2 separate regions of the Homo sapiens genome follow, and region 1 is linked to region 2. A link is a loop called in an ENCODE intact Hi-C map of the cell type or tissue named here. Cell type or tissue: PC-3. All regions are shown on one strand. Links, peaks and the distances in the headings refer to the core of each region. The heading gives the core; the rest is flanking DNA. Region 1 overlaps VAV3 (vav guanine nucleotide exchange factor 3). Region 2 overlaps VAV3 (vav guanine nucleotide exchange factor 3).

Region 1 (8,000 bases), core at 1-8,000, 76 kb after region 2:
TGTATACACTAGTATACTCTGTATACTCGAGTATACAGAGTATACACTAGTATACTCTGGTCAAGTAATAGGACTTAGCTATTCTAGCTTTTCTAGTCCCACTTATTCCTAAGTTTTTTATTTACTCTATCTTTTCTGGTATTGCTTTCTTCTTGGTTATGAGCTTCATTTAAGAAGTTCACCTAGTAGCACACTACTATAGGTATGTTGCTGACCTCTTCCCCAAAGCAAAAATGTGTAACCCTTGCCAAGAATTATGCTTAAGCCCAGGAAATAGCCACTAGGACATTGTCATTAACCTCTATTCAGCCATAATCAACTTACAAAGTATAGTGTTTCTTCAACTCATATGGTTTTTTGTGGAATGGGTTGTGAGTTTATGATATAATGGAATGTATTTTTTTTTTTTTTGGTCATTTGTTAGGGTTATCTTTGGCAATTTATTTCTTACTGTCAGCACTTCCAATTTCAGCATGATCTGTTGTCAGGGGTACAGAGATCAAAGGATAAAAGGAATGAAACAAGGGCACAGCGATATAATGAATTCTGACAACTTGCTCTTTGCTTCTGATTTTAGCATATAGTAGGTGTTCTACAATACAGGTGGGATAAATGGTTGCTATCCAAAATGCCCTTTAATATCTTTCCACTTATGAAAAAGGCACCATTACATTGCTAAGAATGTGAACACACTCACATTAACTGGAAGACAAAAAATTGCGATTAAGAGGAAATGGGTTAAACCTGACGTCAGCATTCAATCATCAATAAAATTCTTAACACAATCTACTGCCACAGAAGGCATCACACTTCACAAATGAGATCAAGAACGGAGAATAAATTAGATTTACAGATGTTCATATTTCGAACAGTCATTTAGTATTAATTTAATATAGGTTTTCTTCTCCCCTTAGAAAATATGCCTCTGATAGGTTTTTAACCTCTGTTTAAAAATGTCCAGGGCAGAACATTCACCACACATCCCCATGACAACTCAGTCATTGTTGCAGAGTTTATTAATAAGGTCTTCTTGAAACTTACTTAAAAATCTCTACGTAACTTCTCTCCATTGACCTACTGCCTTCCATCTGGAATTATGCTGAAGATGGCAAATCTCCTTTTCATAGATTAGTCTTTCAAAATTTGTTCAGGCTTAAAATCACCAGTTCCTTAAAAAACTCCATATTTTCCCTTGGCTACCATACTTCAAAGGATGCTGAGGTGCAAAGTAGCGTAAACTACAAAACTTGAACTCTAAGTTTCCTCACTGGCAGTGATTAATTGGAAACAGACAGTCATATTCCTTAAAAAATGACAAGAAATACACATTTCATTATATTATAAACTCACAACTAATCTCAGAAAGTTGCTTCTCTCTTCTTGGGAAAATACAGACCCAACAATTGTTTAGTTTCTCTCCACTCCAGAATTTATTTACAACAGATGTGTTAGCTGAGTTACAGTGTTGCTCACCCAAATATGAATATTTATATTGCAACTACCTTCAGACATTAAATGCAAAATAATCACATGTACTTTCACCATATGTATTTGGGCAATCTTAGAAGTTCCTAAAACTTTTATATAATCAATTATAATTATCCAAGAGAATATGATTAAAATACTAAGCCAAAATTAGATCTCCTGCCAGATGTTTAATTATTTTACCTTGTTTTATCCCCTACAACAAAAGCTTTGTTGTACAGCTAACTATGCCCTTAATATATAACTTGACAATTTTGCTCATTAACTTTTGCTCACATTAGTAATTGTGCTTGGTCTTACATCAGACAAAATGCCCAAGTCAAACTTATGCAGGAGGAATTAACAAACAAATTAGCAATATTAAAAGGATAGTTACACTCTACTAATAGTCGTGTGTTTCTGGTTAAATAAAACTAAAGCTACATGTAGGTATGCAGAATGCTGGAGTTTCCCAAAACAATACAGAAGTGTTTTTAAAAGGGGGACCTGAAACAAAATTTCCTTTCAAATCTGAATTTAGTACCGCTAAGAGTGACACACTCCAAATGACACATGTGCTTTTTTTAAAAGTTAATTCTAAGTAGAACCCTATTAGAAAATTTTCTAGATATAAATTGTTTCACTGATAATTTTCACATAAACTTTCAAACTTCAATGAACTGAACAGCTAATTATAGGAGCATCAACCACTGTGTCTTCCAAGCAGGGCAAGAAGAGCGATTGCTACAACATAGATTAGTATCTATTCATGATGCTGTTATCACTGCCCTAATGCAATGGGCTTCCCCGAGGCAATAACTTAGAGGAGAGTACTGCCTACTAGATAAATGGGCTGTAGGTAATATGCTAGCCTTTCACCTCTGAGGCCCAATTTAAAATCTAAACACAGCCACATTAAAAAATAATTAGTTTTACAAGATATCAGAACATGTAGATGTTTTATCCTGGGAAACTGATCACAAGCATAACATATTAATTCATTCATCAAATGTGACTTCAGCATTCCATAAGTGCTGGGCATGGCAGTTTCAGAAGAAAGCAAGGGAAAGTATCCTGCCTTCAAACAGCCTATAGTCAGTCCATGGAATAGACAGACAGGTGAACTCTGAGATAACAATACAACTGGGCATGGACCTCCATCCAGAGGGAACTTTAAAACAAATAAATGTTCATATCTATAAAAATTTTCAGAAATTTTCCTTTCATAATTCTTGGGTAGGACCCTAAAACATGTACATTATTTTTTCTATAAATTTCCTAGGTGTGACATCCAAACTCTAGCCAAGTTTGGGAATCACATTCTTGTGGGTACATGTGCAAAACACCATGACCAACACCTACCACTGCCAAATTTGCTTTTGAGAAAATTACAGTGAAATAAGTGCTGCCTGTCATCCTCCCAACTAAAAAACCCTTTATAAATTAACATCTGGACCTTTCCTGATACAAGTTCACAATCTAAGAATCAGGTCCTAAGAATCAGGTTGAGCCTGGGATGCTAGGTGCTGGGATTCCCCTGACATCACAGCTTATAGGGCTCTTTCTAAGAAAGCATGACTTTTTCATTGATCTGCTGGTCTTCAGAGAGGAGTAAAAGGAACCACGGCATAGAATTTTGGTGGAAAAATTCCATGCTACAACAGAAGCAGGCAATTTGGTGGAAAACAAACTGGTCTAAAGAACTGACTGTTCACAAAGGGAACACTCCCCATCAATAATTTTTAAAATTTTCACCAGAGAAGCCTACATTATTTTTATAAACAATGATGACTCAAATAATGGAAATAGCACTGTCACAGCTCATATAAAAACAAGGATGAGGCAGAGATGCCTTCCTTCAACTTCATAACCACTGACTAGTCACTCTTTGGCACTGTCTACTGGAGTATTAGTGAATCATGAATCAAGGATGAAAGATATGATAATGTCTTTGGAAGTTTTTTTCACCTTTATTAAAAAGGTGTTTATAGGCTACCAAATATAAAATAACTATAAAATTTCATGTGTTACTTGAAAATCCATGCAAATTTAACATTCTGTTCTGTTATACATGTACATTTTATTGGAAAAAATGTTTCCCTAAAATATTTAAGGTCAAAGCTTCAGGAGAAAATGCCATGTACTTGGCAGACCCCTGGCAAACAGCTATTCCCAGGGATGTAAGGAATCCAGTTTCAGAAGCATAGCCCTGAGCTATCTTATCATCTTCTTTAAAGATAGAAAAAGAACACAATTACACAATTTTACAGAGTATTGTCACCTAGTCTAACCACCTTATTTGTCACATTATAAAACTAAATACTAAAATAAATTGTCTAAAGTCAACAGCTAATCAGAAGCAAAAATGGAACAAAAATCCAATTTATAGACTCTTAGTTCAGGCTTCCCTACTTCAGGTTGGTCATTCTATGCAACCTACAGGGAATGAGACTGGTAGAAAAGAGGCCACTTGACATGGCTGATGTATGTTTCAGGATGATCTGAGTACCCGCCACATGTCTGGTGTTATCTTGGGAAGCAGGAAAGGAGGAGGTAGAACTTTTCTTCAAGTGGTGAACAACTGAGAGCTCACCAATACTAGGCAAATTCCAGGAGGAAGGTAATAACTCCCAGTAATATATTCTAAAAACAGCCTCAAAAGCCCTCAAAAAACAAACAAACAAAAAAAAAGCAAGCACTGTATTGGACAATCTGTAGAACTCTTAGAGCCTGACACGTCTGTATGCAGCTCTGTGGACGTGTGAGTTAGCAGCCACAGGGAGTTCTTTCTACATAAGGTTATTATCACCTAAACCACATTATTCTGCTCATCTGACTACACCCAAGTAATTCAGGGCTGGTGATTAACTTAACTCAAAGACTGCAATAAATAGGCTTAACATGTGAGACACCAGCGGCTGAAGAGGAGGCCAAGAGAGACAGTCTAAAGGAGCAGCACTCATTGAAGAATATTTGCTCTTACAGAACATGGAAGCAGGAGGCAGATATCTAAGTCAGCAAAGAACAATTTCTGACTTCTGTAAACAAAAGATGACTGAGATCACTAGTTTATAAAATGGTTGGTCCAGAAAGATTCCCTTAAAGCCTCCTGTACTCTTCCCTTCTTCTAAGGCACTGAGGTCCAGAGTGATTATTGAGATGATCCCCTTGGCTTTTTTTTTGTTGTTGTTAACCTCCTACCATAAACACCCAGCTCCCAGAGCAACTGAGCATGTTTTCTTTCTCGCAACCAAAATGAACCATTATCAGTCCACTCATAAAGGATATCTAAAGGAGAAGATAACAGCGTAAAAGTAAAAATGATTAAGGGCACTTTGCAAGAACCTAATTTTCCTTCTTTGTTCTATGGGTTCATTCACTTATTCAGCAAATATTTACAGATCATTCATGCATTGATATTGGCTTTGCACTGTGAATGCTACCATAAATAAGACTGACTACATCCCTCCCTCATAAAGCTCATATTTTAGTGGAGGAGACAAACACAAAAGCAAGTGAATCAATGTAATAATACCAGATAAAAGTATCATAAAGAACCACTTAGAAAGAGATTCTGGATTAGAGAGTGACAGGGGTGTGTGTGGAGTGGGGGATGCTTTATTTAAGGGTAGGCCATCAGGTCAGGGTTAAGACCTGAGGAGAAGACAGTAGGCATTTGGGAGGAAAAATGTAACAGGCAAACTGAGCCATATGCGTGAATGCTCTGAAACTGGAAAGAACTTGAAAGTACTTGAGGGACAGAAAAAAGGTCAGTGACACTGCATGAAAGCAATGGATAAAATTTAAACTTGATAATAGGCAGTCTTGAGGGTCTGGCCCATTTTATTACTCCTTTCCTACACTCATTCTGTGAATTACTTGAAATTTATTGAACAGGTCAAGTTCTCATTAACATACTTTACCTTCTTCCTGGCATATACTTACTGATGTCTGAATATTCAGCTCATCCACCAACCCAAGGGAAAAAATAATCTGAACTACTATTCTCACTCCTTAAAACTCATATATAATTTCTACTAATAAACCCATTGCTATAGACTAAATGTTTATGTACCCCCAAATACATATGTTGACACGTAATTCCCAACATGATGGTATTAGGAGGTGGAGCCTTTTTTTTTAAATTTTTATTTTATTATTTATTTATTTATTTATTATTATTATTATACTTTAAGTTTTAGGGCACATGTGCACAATGTGCAGGTTAGTTACATATGTATACATGTGCCATGCTGGTGTGCTGCACCCATTAACTCATCATTTAGCATTAGGTATATCTTCTAATGCTATCCCTCCCCCCCCTCCCCCCACCCCACAACAGTCCCAGAGTGTGATGTTCCCCTTCCTGTGTCCATGTGTTCTCATTGTTCAATTCCCATCTATGAGTGAGAACATGCGGTGTTTGGTTTTTTGTCCTGGCGATAGTTTACTGAGAATGATGATTTCCAATCACAATAGCAAAGACTTGGAACCAACCCAAATGTCCAACAATGATAGACTGGATTAAGAAAATGTGGCACATATACACCATGGAATACTATGCAGCCATAAAAATGATGAGTTCATGTCCTTTGTAGGGACATGAATGAAAGAGGTGGAGCCTTTGAGAGGCAATTAGGCCACAAGGGTGGAGCCCCATGTGCAGAATTCCTGCCCTTGTAAAAGAGGCCCTAGAGAGCTCCCTCACCCCATCTACCACGTGAGAACACTGAGAAGACAGCCATCTGTAATGGCCCTTGCCAGACACTGAATCTACTGGCACCTTGATTGTAGATTTCTTAGACTCCAGAACTGTCAGCTGTCATTTATAAACCACAGAGTCTATGGTATTTTGTTGGAGCAGCCTAAACAGACTAAAACACCTACCAACATTCCCTTAAGTGCATTTTAAGTGCCTTAAACATACACTCCTTTAGATACTCAATCTTCTTGCTTCAGTACCACTCAATACACCAACAGTATTTATTTAGTATAAAGTGTAGGTACCAGACTATAGCACCTTTTTTTTGTGTCTTCGTACAGAGTTTATATCTACTAGACTGTGACCAAACACCATGGTGCCATAGGTTGTGCTCTTTATCTCAATTATTTATTTATTTTTTTTCAAAAAGGAAGGAAGAAACAAAGTAAGGAAGGGAGGGAGGGAGGGAGGGAGGGACCCTTTCTCTCCCAAAGGCCACCCTTCCAAATATGCATGTGCACACACATGCACATATACTTGATTATATCTCTAAAATTTCTCTCTAATCAAACCATTTCTTGCCACCTTCATTTCTACCTCCCAGTTCAAGCACTGTCTTTCTAATTGGCTTTTCCTCATTCAATCTTATAATGTTTGACCATCCTACACACAGCAGCCTGATTAAAAAAATAATAAATTATATAATAAGTTTCCTATTAAAAACTTGCTCACTGCACTTAAAATTAAATTTGAACTCCTGGTCACTGCATACAAGACCCTATATATTTTCTGGCACCTGATAACTCTCCAGTTTCATCTTGTTCCAGCCTCACACTTGCTCACTCTTTTTAGTCATGCTTTCTTAGGGTTCCTTAAATACCTGGAGCAAGTAGGTCTGTCACAGACGAGTGAACCAGAGCAACGCCATCTTGAATAGGAGCTGGGTAAAATAAGGCTGACACCTAGTGGGCTGCACTCCCAGACGGTTAAGGCATTCTAAGTCACAGGATACGCTAGGAGGTCAGCACAAGATACAGGTCATAAAGACCTTGCTGATAAAACAGATTGCAGTAAAGAAGCCGGCTAAATCTCACCAAAACCAAGATGGCCACGGGAGTGACCTCTCCTAGTCCTCACTGCTACACTCCCACCAGTGCCATGACAGTTTACAAATGCCATGGCAATGTCAGGAAGATACCCTACATGGTTTAAAAAGGGGAGGCATGAATAATCCACCCCTTGTTTAGCAAATCATCAAGAAATAACCACAAAAATGGCCAATCAACAGTCCCTGGGGCTGCGCTGTCTATGGAGTAGCCATTATTTTATTCCTTTACTTTCTTAATAAAGTTGCTTTCACTTTACTCTATGAACTCACCTGAATTAGTTCTTGTGCAAGATCCAAGAACTCTCTCTTGGGGTCTGGATTGGGACCCCTTTCCTGTAACAGGTCCAGCCAAGGCAGTCTACATTATGAACTTGCAATTCACATAGTTATCTGTTTACTTGTTAGTATCTATCTCCTCTTGTTTTCATATATATATTTATATTGCCTAAATTTGTATGATAAACATTTATTTTCATAGCCAAATTTAGCTTTTAATGATACAAATATTCAGTTATTATTGGTATTATAGAAACAAACTGCCACTTGATCATTAGTTTTTACTTGCTTTTAAACTACTTTTATTTATTTGTGCTTCTACCCAACTATCAATATGCTAAGTGTAACTGACATTTTCCAAAAAAATAAAATTGTTTTTGACATGTAAAACTGCTAATATATTCCTTAAAGGTTCTTACTAAGGCCCTCTTAATAATTTATACTCATCCT
Region 2 (10,948 bases), core at 2,949-10,948:
TCTAGAGTGCTTCAAAAGGAGTTTGTTTTCTGTCACTGTTTCCCTCGATCTGGTTTAATCAATGGCACCGAACGAGAGACAGAATTCCTTTATGATATCCTTTCTGGGACTTGTTCATTACTTAGAATAAGGTGGCTTCCAAACCACCTTATTACTTAGAATAAGGTGCCAGACCAGATGTGGGTGCGTAACATTTCTAATCAGAGTCCAACCAATCACAGCAAACTAGTTTTCAGTGAAAAATGAAGTGACTAATGGACTCAGTCTAAATGATTATGAGCTGAGTAAAAATTCCATTTTCCTAGTCAAAATAATGTAGAGCTGTTAAATTCAACTTCTGAGATTGTTTGTGGGTTTGCATATTAATCTTCCTGAACATGTATACTTTTTACTCTGTCCATAATTTAAGTGCAGAAAATTAAACTATATGTAAAAAACAAAGCATGGACTCCCAATAATATTCAAAATAACGGCAGCAAGTACATAATTTGATACCTGAGTATCTTATCTTTCATAAAGGGAGGGAAACCAATATTTCTTGCATACCTACTATGTGTGAGGCTCTGTACTAGGGACCTTTTTCATATGTTATCATTTATTCTTCACAACAGCTCTCTCAGGCACTTTTAATGATCCCTTTATTACAGAAGAGGTAGTGGATGCTCCTAAAAGTTAGTGGCAGGGTTGGGGTTTGAACCCCGGTCTGACTGATGCTAAAACCCTCCTTCTTCCTATGAACAAATAGTTTAATTCCCATCCTAGAAAGGTTAATTTCGAATCTGCAGAGTTTTTCTCCTCAATCCAATAAATGAGCCTAATTTATGCTAAAGAATTTCAAATATTAAGATGCCAACTATCCAAACTTGTCAGCAAACCCATCTGACAATCACAACAAGGATGATAATGACAAATATGGCTTTGTATATGCCAGCCACTGTTCCACTTTATGTGGATGATCTCAGTTGTGTCACACAACCGTTCTATGAAGTAGGTGTTGTGGTACTGATTGGTGGAGGTTCTGCATGGTAGGGATGAGATATAAACTGAGACAGTCAGTCTGACTTATAGGGCCATACCTTTTCACTCTTCTGTACAGCTGTCAGATTAAGTAGAACAAAGCAAGATGCCTCAAAACTAACTACCAGTGGCTGGGCATGGCGGCTCACGCCTGTAATCCCAGCACTTTGGGAGGCCGAGGTGGGTGGATCACCTGAGGTCAGGAGTTCGAGACCAGCCTGGCAAACATGGTGAAACCCCGTCTCTACTAAAAAAATACAAAAATTAGCTGGGCGTGACGGTGGGTGCCTGTAATCCCAGCTACTCAGGAGGCAGAGGCAGGAGAATTGCCTGGACCTGGGAGGTGGAGGCTGCAGTGAGCACAGATCGCACCATTGCACTCCAGCTTGGGCGACAAGAGAAAAACTCTGTCTCAAAACAAACAAACAACGAAAAACTAACTACCAGCATATTTTACTTCACTCATTTGGTGGAAGACAAAATACTTGTTACAAAGCTGTGTTCCCATGTTAACTAGCAAATAAAGGGAGCAACGGTGAGTACAATTGGCAGTGGTGAGGACGGTGATGAACTGATACAAGGTCTAACAGTCACGTAATGTTAATATGTCAAAGAGAAGTGATAAAGATACCAACGGAGTTGGCTCCTCAAATAATGGATTCAGGGCTGTATAACCCACTGTATCGTAATGAAAATAAGAGGAATTTTGTGTTTGTAGCAAGGTTGTGATGGTGAAGTCAAGCAGAAGCTACCACCATGGCCTTTCCTGGTCCTTAGAAGGAATGAAGTGATTCCACCCTCTCCCTAAGACAGACTCCATCACTGTGGATTATCAGCTGGCCTGCTCCACCAAGGGAAACTTGACTCCAAGCCTCTCTGGATTAGCAGCCATTTTCTAGTGCAAGAGTGAATCAAAGTAGAAACGAAAATTCAATCTGATACTAATCTCTCTAGGCAATATCTTTTTTGGGTTTTCTTTTAGGTGGCAGGAATAGTGGCATATTTCTGAATTCTGTGTTAACCTTTCATTGTTCAAACCACTGTTTAGTATCGTATAGTTTCTTCTCGGTTATGTAAGTTTAAAAATGTACGAAATCTCTCTCTTGCCCTACAAAGTGTGGCAGGATAGGGTAGTGGTTATACGGACTCTGGAGCCAGACCACCCAAGTCAGAATTCAGCTCTGACACTTAGCAGCTGTGTGACTTTGGGAAAGTTGCAACCTCTTGATGTACCTCAGTTTCCTCATGTGCAAATGAAAATATTATGGGGTTCTACCTTTGGGGGTTGTTGTAAGTTGGTGCAAATAAAGCACTTAGAACAGAGCATGGCACATGGTAAGCATGCCAATACATGTTATTGGCAACTATTGAGTTTACCTTGTAGTTCACTGTTCATAACTTAGGCAGCAATCCTGAGCTAAACTTAAACAAAATTAGGGCTTAATCCCCATGTTAATTATGGGGCTGGTGTATGTGTGTTATGGGACTGTGGGGCCTGTCAAGATAGTCCTTCTAAGGTAAAGGGTAAGTTGCTGCATTTGGCCCCTCCTACAACCAAGAAAGAGGCACAATGCCTAGTGGGCCTATTTGGCTTTTGGAGGCAACACATTCCTCATTTGGGTATATTAGTCCTGCCCAATTATCAAGTGACCTGAAAGGCTGCCAGTTTTGAGTGGGGTCCAGAACAGAAGGCTCTGCAACAGGTCCAGGCTGCTGTACGAGCTGCTCTGCCACTTGGGCCATATGACCCAGCAGATCCAATCGTGCTTGAGGTGTCAGTGGCAGATAGGGATGCTGTTTGGAGCCTTCGGCAGACCCCCATAGGTGAATCACAGTGGAGGCCTCCAGGATTTTGGAGCAAGACCCTGCCATCTTCTGCAGATAACTACTCTCCTTTTGAGAGACAGCTCTTGGATTGCTACTGGGCTTTGGTGGAAACTGAACATTTGACTATGGGTCATCAAGTCACCATGCCACCTGAATTGCCTATCATGAACTGGGTGCTTTCTGACCCATCTAGCCATAAAGTGGGTCATGCACAGCAGCATTCCATCATCAAATGAAAGTGGTATATACGTGATCGGGCTCGAGCAGGTCTTGAAGGCCAAGTAAGTTACATGAGGAAGTGGCTCAAACGCCCATGGTCTCTACTCCTGCCACCCTGCTTTCTCTTCCCTAGCCTGCACCAATGGCCGCATAAGGAGTTCTCTATGATGAATTGACAGAGGAGAGAAGACTAGGGCCTGGTTCACAGATGGTTCTTCATGATATGCAGGCATCACCCAAAGTGGACAGCTGCAGCACTACAGCCCCTTTCCAAGACATCCCTGAAGGACAGTGCTGAAGGGAAATATTTCCAGTGGGCAGAACTTCAATCAGTGCACCTGGTTGTGTGATTATATACTGATACGTGGGCTGTAGCCAATGGTTTGGCTGGGTGGTCAGGGACCTGGAAGAAGCATGATTGGAAAATTGGTGACAAAGAAATCTGGGGAAGAGGTATGTGGATGGGCCTGAGTGGCCAAAAACTGTGAAGATATTTGTATCCCATGTGAGTGCTCACCAATGGGTGACCTCAGCAGAGGAGGATTTTAATAATCAACTGGCTAGTATGACCCATTCTGTGGACACCACTCAGCCTCCTTCTCCAGTCACTCCTGTCATCGCTCAATGGGCCCATCAACAAAGTGGCCATGGTGGCAGGGTTGGAGGTTACACATGGGCTCAGCAACATGGACTTCCACTCACCAAGGCTGACCTGGCTACAGCCAGTGTTGAGTGCCCAATTTGCCAGCAGCAGAGACCAACACTGAGCCCTCGATATGGCACCATTCCTTGGGGTGATCAGGCAGCTAGCTACCTGGTGGCAGGTTGATTATATTGGACCTCTTCCATCATGGAAAAGGCAGAAGTTTGTCCTCACTGGAATAGACAATTACTCCAGATATGGGTTTGCCTATTTTGTATGCAATGCTTCTGCCAAGACTACCATCCGTGGACTCACAGAATGCCTTATCCACAATCATGCTATTCCACACAGCATTGCCTCTGTCCAAGGCACTCACTTTATGGCTAAAGAAGTGTAGCAGTGGGCTCATGCTCATGGAATTCACCATCATCCTGAAGCAGCTGAATTGATAGAAAGGTGGAATGGCCTTTTGAAGTCACAATTACAATGCCAACTAGGTGACAATACTTTGCAGGGATGGGACAAAATTCTTTAGAAGGCCGTGTATGCTCTGAATCAGTGTCCAATGTATGGTACTGTTTCTCCCATGGCCAGGATTCAAGGGTCCAGGAATCAGGGGGTGGAAGTGGAAGTGGCACCACTCACCATCACCCTAAGTGATCCACTAGCAAAATTTTTGCTTCCTGTTCCCGCGACATTCTGTTGTGCTGGCCTAGAGGTCTTAGTTCCAGAGGGAGGAATGCTGTGGATATGGGTACAGCCGGGCGCGAGATTTACACCCTCTCCCCCGCACTTTCAAGGGCCCTCCAGAGCTCACCAGATGCCGCTGGAAGCGCGACGCTTTCCAAGGCGCGGACCCCTCTCTCCAGGCGAACCCAATTCCAGGGCGCCCTGCCCTTCACAAGGAGAAAAGAACTCTCCCCGGGGCTTCCATTGGCTTCTCTGGGATCCTTCGCATTACTGTGCTGGACGCTTGGCAGTGTCCATCTCCGCCACTCCGGATTCGGGATCTGAACCGGACTCCCTTTCGATTGGCTGAGGGCAACAGAGGCCATCGCCTGTCCATTCAGAATGGCGCTCACCTATTTCTCAGGACCGAATGACCCATGTCCAACTGCTGTTCACATGGAACCCTTCTCCACTTCGGCCTTTGAAGTTCTCTTTAGAATATGTGCTACTACCACCAACATCTGCACCTGCGGCGGCTCTGCCCGGGCCCAGCCCTGGGCTTCAAGACTCACCGCAGCGGCCCTCCTACTAGACGCATAGCGTCCACGGGGCTGGCGGGCGGGGGGGTGGTGACCTCCACACATACACTGCTTCTGTTCACTCTGGACTGCTGGCGATGGCCTGGTACAGGCCCAACAATCCAGTGCCATCCATTTTCAGGGGAACCCTGACTAATACAGGGATCATTCAATAAAAAGACTCCAACTCTTAGAAATCAATTTAGTCACTATTTATTATATTGACATATTTACAAAATAATACAAAGTGAAATACCACTCTAATTCACCGTATTACACGAGGGCTGCATACAGGCAAGACAAAGTATATGGAAAACATTTACTTCTGTCTTTGGTATTAGAACTCTACACAAATCTGCAGCATTTAAATTTTCCAAAACAAAGTATTAAACGTGGACAAAGATGTAATTGGTAATGTCACAAAAAGGGGCTCCAATATCCTCTGCTAGGAAACCCCCAGGCCCATGAAATGCAACAGGAAGACTAAACACCATTTATAAGGAGAGGGTCTATTGACTAAAATAAACAATACATGCTACAATACCATCCACAGGAGTGTTTCTGCTTGTGTGAGGCTGCTCCCTCCATAACAAAGTTCGGCTGACGGCAACAGACAAAACATTCCCGAGACAGAGTCGCAGATAAGACTTTACAGGAAAGAATCCATTCCAAGAGTACACTTTGAGGTGTAACTTTATTGTACAGAACATTTTATAAAATACATTTTTGTGATCATTTACACATATACAAAGACTTAAATGGTTTTAGCAAATAATAATTTTTCTAAAACACAATCACAGTTTACATAATTCTGAGGTAAAGGTCTTGAATCTATCCTAGATGAAAAGTCCTAGCCCATGAGGGTCTCTAACAGGGGGATGTGTCCACTGAACCTTGAGTTCTGGCACCCAGACGGATTGATGAGAGGGCAGGCTACACCTGCTTCATTTCAGAGATGATTCAAAATTTCAGAACTTAATGCTCCTGGTTCAGTTCTACTAAGTTAATGCTTCTTTTTTTTCCCAACATGTAACTCTCTCAGTCTTGTCAGAACACAACTTCTGCTATGGAGGAAATATTTCCATCAGGAAAGGGCCAAGTTAGTGTCTTAACTTGACTGCCTTGAATGGGGACTCTGGACCCCAGGAAGAATGTATTTAGGCTCCTCACAAAAAAGAGTGATGGCTGGGCAAAACAAATGTACTGCAAGACCCATCTTCCCTCCAGTTAATACACTCCCAGGATGGGCTGCAGAGGGGGAGACTCTGAGAGAAGCTGGAGGCCCACAAAAGTCCACTGACCCTCTTTCTGTCCCAGAAATGAATAAAGGACCCAGTTGTGCTTTCCTTCCAAAATCCTCAACAAAGTTGTTTGTGCTCCAAGAAAATGTGGGAATAAAAAAATCATGTCCCAGGTCATCTTTGTGTGTGTGCGGGGGAGGTGGATGGGAGGAAAAGGCATGTATTAATAGATACTGCTGCTATAAAATGACATAAATTATAGCCCTTGATCTGTTTCTGTAAACAATGCCAGCTTCTTCAGGTTATTGGCAACTACCCTTAATATACCTAGCCCAGATCCTTTCATAAAGTCAAGTGCTATATTTCCAAAATAATCCTATGAAATCATGAAGGTTGTGAAGGTTTAATATGAAGACACCCTCTCTTTTGTGTGCTTTTTTCACCTTTTATAAAGAAGTTTGCAAATATAATCAGGACACCAAATAAGTAATTAAAACCCTTCAGGGATAGCTCACTTATGATGCAAACCTGAGCACTGGCCTCATATTTTATAATATCATGAGTAACATCTGAGGGTAAAAGTGTTTGCCGGGCAATGAGTCACCTTGTTGGACAATTTAAGACAAGTAAGGCTGGATCTTTCCAGTAAGCTGCTCAAATGGCAGAACTCCAATTTTTCGTCATGCTGGGAAAAGGAAAATTACACTTCTGCTTCTTTGTACCATCAAATAATCTGGTGAATGGCATGTGAGAATAAAGCAAAAGTGTATTAAGATTTACTGATGACTGGCATTCATGGTATCTGACCAGAAGAAGTAAAGGGAAGCACGAACCAATGTGTTTGCAGGGCTCTTCTGGGAAGAACAGCTCTTGGTTTTGCCCTGGTCCCTGACAATGACAGACTGGCAGGCTGTTTCTTGCACAGCTCTAGGCAAGCCATTAATCTGTCAGTACCAGCATCTTTAGAAATCTCAGCATTAAGACTTAGGAGGGGCTAAGGAGGGAGGATGTTGAACAGCCAGAAATGCAGCTTTTTAAACACTTCAGTTAATTCACGATGCTGTGCAGGCTTCTATTTATCCCTTCTCTGAAATTTTTGGTGCAGGGTGCAACACGGGATTTGAATTTATTCATCCTCTTCCACATATGTGGATGGAAACCAGCCCACCTAAAAAAGAAAAGCAACCAACACAGCAACATGACTTTGTATCTGACACTTCAAAGGATTCTACAAACAGAGTATTTTGTTTTCATAACACCCCAATTAAACTGGGGTTTTATGTCCATTGTAGGTGAGAAGATTGGTTTAACTGCTCTTAGAAGCCTAATAGAGTAAATGATCGAAATGGAGGAATAAAATAAACAGTGTTCTAATCCACTAGCACACAAATAAATATGTAAATTAAGTATAATACAGGGGGGCTCTGCTGCATAATGATTCCTATTTCTGCTGTAGAACAGGATGAAAAGACAGAGGTACTATGTCCCATTCTTTCCAATTTACATCAGCAGTTCTTATAGATATTTTGCAATACACATAAAGTTTAGCTCTATGGCTCAGGGTCTAAAAAGAACTGAAATGCTCCTCGACTCTTTTCCAAGCAGCAAGCTGTCCCACTTGCCCAGGTGAATTTTATTTATGTCACTATCATATTCATTTCAAATATTTTCAGCGAGTCCCTGGTATCAGCAAAACACAGCACCAGTTTCCAGAGGGCAGAGGCCTGTGGGCTGAAAGCTGTAATACAGTATAGAGGCTTCTCCCTGGTGCCACAATGGGTGCAAACAACTGCTCAGTCCCCTTCTTTCACATGCACCAGCACATCGAGAGGGCCAACTTACCCTGCCATTTACTTCTCCTCTCCACCAGCCATTTGCACTCATCTTTGTGTAAATCTTCACCACATCTCCTTTCAACAAGGACAACTCTCTCATATCTCTTGCACAGAAGTCATACCGAGCGATGGCAATGCCCAGCACTTTTGGACTTAACACTGTCAAGAAATGACAAGCAATGACAGTAGGTTTGCAGTTCGTTAACAACCATAACAACCTAATCAGATGAATGTTATTGATGCTATCAAATGCACAGTCGTGATTTCATTACAGACCAGCGATAATGGCAGAGGAGCTTGAAAGCAGCAGAATTGCTGTTTCAATTCAATCAGGTGCAAGCAAATTCGCTTCATAAGTTTAAAGAACCATTGTCCTGTTTTTCCATTCTTCATAAGAACCTCAATCAAAGTAAGGACTAGTTTTTATAAAAATGAAACAAAACAAAACAAAAAAACAAATTAAAAAAACTCGTTAATATCTAAGTATCTAAGGAGATAGATTCTAAAATAATTTCATCATACACTTCCTATTGATGGCCCAGTAATCTAACCAGCACCTCCAAGGTAAAGCTTTATGTTTTTATCCAGTAACTGCTTTAACTAACACTCAAAACAACGAAATATTTTGCTCTGATGTCAGTCTCTTGTCAAATCTATGTTATCACTTCTGGTTAAGTGGCACTTTCTTCCCTAACAAGGCTTTCTATGTTAAAACTATTTGGGGATAAATTTAGTTATTGTTTTCTATATAATTCACCTAAGTGAAGAGGTGTGAATCAGGTCTCAGAGAAGGAACACACAAATACCATCTATATTTTCTTTCTTTGAAACAAATACTGCCTTACAGAAAAACTTTACTGATGTATCTAATCAAAAATAAGATGTCAGGGTATTAAATATCCTGTGTTCAGAGTTGAGTTTCTCTGTGTGTGTGTGTGTGTGTGTGTGTGTGTGCGTGCGTGCGCGCGCGCGCGCGCACACGCGCGCGTGTTTAATATTCGATGGCAGGAGAGGAGCTAACTTTCTCCCTGGCCCTGCTGGCCCTGTTCTGAAAAGAAAACTCCATTCCAGTGGTTCATGTTTGTTAGTCTCTAGTGTTTCATGGCACGCTTTATATTAACTTCTCTACCTGTTGCTCTTTGGGGTTATAAAGTGTTTTCAATTATATGTTCAGTGATTCTGAGAATCACTCATCGGAGGTTGGTGAAACTTTATAAATCTTAAATGGTAAAGGAACTTAAGTGTAAGAAAAAGAGACAAATGGGAAACACCAACCATCTGTATTTTTAACAGTTCCCAGGGCTCAGGCAGCAGAAGTTATGACCTGTGTTACCCTGGAAGAGCCTGCCCACTTGGCCACAGGGATCTCTGACCTATTATTCATGGCTTTGTAATGACAGAAATTTTTTTAGACTCCAGGTGTCCATCACGAAATAAATGAATGGCAATACTCTAGATTTCAGAACTGTAAAGGGAGTAAAAATAGGTCATTTTGTTTTACTGTTCAGGACACAAACCACTTTAATAGCTTTCTCACTGAAAACTGTCCCATTACTGGGGCACTACTGTTAGAGTCGGTGCACATAAAAACACCCCTATGATGGAAAAACCCAATCATCAACTGTGTGGTGACCTTGCATAGGTCTCCTAACCCCTCAAGGCCACATTTTTTCTCATCTATGAAATGAAATGTTTGTACTAGATGACTTCTAAGTTTTTTCTAGTTTTAAATTCTATGATTTTTATTGGGATGTGCAGGTTAATTTTTAAAAATCGGTCAGAAAACAGACTTTATCTAATGTATACCCTAAATGTCATGTAAATAGCCATTAAACTCTCTGGGTAATGACAGAAATCAAGACCAAAATGCCCATGCACAAACCGAAGAACTGCAGAATTCATGGGCGCCAGTCATCTTTTCAAGTAATGTGTACTGAATTTTACTTTTATATTTGAAAACAAAGTTGGGATTTTATTTCTATTTATTTTCTTCATGAAAATACATAAACATTGGCTTTTTTCAACTAAACTTTCTGGTCTTCAAGAAAAATAATGATTTTATAGATTTTTCATCCCCCTTTATACTTTCAGCCCCATCCCTCTGCAAACTCTCCCCAACAGATAAATTATAGAATGTCTCATGGCATGAGCACACACACAAACACCAGAGGAGTGAAATGTCATGATGAACGGTGACTATGACAGAGAAGAGTAAAGTGCATGGTGGTAATGGAACTCGAGGGATTGTCTGTGAGGAGATGTATCCGTATGAGAAGCCATACATGGAACTCAAATATTTTATTTGCAAGCAGAAGCAAGTTGAAGAGACAAATAAAAGTAGTAAAGCAGTACCTGACCAGAAAGGAGTGGAAGAAGGGGGAACAAAGCTGTAGTCTGGAGGAGTTACAAAAGAAAAGCCACAGAACAAAGAGGGGGCTTTGAGAAAGAAAGAAAAAGAGAGAAGCAAAAGAGCATTTAGGTATTGGCAAAAATATCTCAACACAACCATTTTCACCCACTTCTTTCCTATCACCATTTCTAAATGAAGAACAAGCCAAACTTTTACATTTTGATAGACAATAGTATTTTGCAATTCAGAGCTGTCTATCCTTTTACAGGCAAACACAGAGAATACCCACTCCACATTGCCATCTTTGAACCCCATCCATCCAAGGATGGCCAACAATGGCCTCATCCTTTTGATGTGGTGCCCAATTCCCACTTTGTTACATCAGTGGAAAGGGGTAACCTGTAGATGCTTACTGTAAAGTAATCCTTCACATCAAAACTATTATAAAGAAAAGCCTGTAAGATGGTATCAATGAAACATGCAGAACCCATGGAAAATTCAAGAAAATTATTCATACAATTTGTTACAAACCACCTCCATCCTCCCAGCCAAGCATGCACATCCCAGCT

Evidence for each region. Peaks named below come from ENCODE experiments on the same cell type or tissue, not always from the same donor. Only the 100,000 strongest peaks of a DNase experiment are listed, where the experiment ranks them.
Region 1: a loop joins it to region 2, with 8 times the contacts of the local background. A loop is called at or near these places in 2 of 110 quality-filtered maps.

Annotation. Positions count from the first base shown.
Region 1 is chr1:107,644,925-107,652,924 of GRCh38, forward strand. All of the region lies in intron 19 of VAV3 (vav guanine nucleotide exchange factor 3), which reads right to left. Among named protein-coding and RNA genes, the nearest start is that of MIR7852, 250 kb to the right of the region's middle. In PC-3, for the core only: no CTCF peak of the experiment used is centred there; a DNase peak (open chromatin) is centred at 3,327; H3K27ac peaks cover 1,194 bases.
Region 2 is chr1:107,566,011-107,576,958 of GRCh38, forward strand. It overlaps VAV3 (vav guanine nucleotide exchange factor 3), which reads right to left. Exons shown (of 27, transcript NM_006113.5): 26 at 8,037-8,188; 27 at 5,151-7,362. The coding sequence ends at 7,321. Among named protein-coding and RNA genes, the nearest start is that of MIR7852, 330 kb to the right of the region's middle. In PC-3, for the core only: no CTCF peak of the experiment used is centred there; a DNase peak (open chromatin) is centred at 6,791; H3K4me3 peaks cover 339 bases; H3K27ac peaks cover 1,664 bases.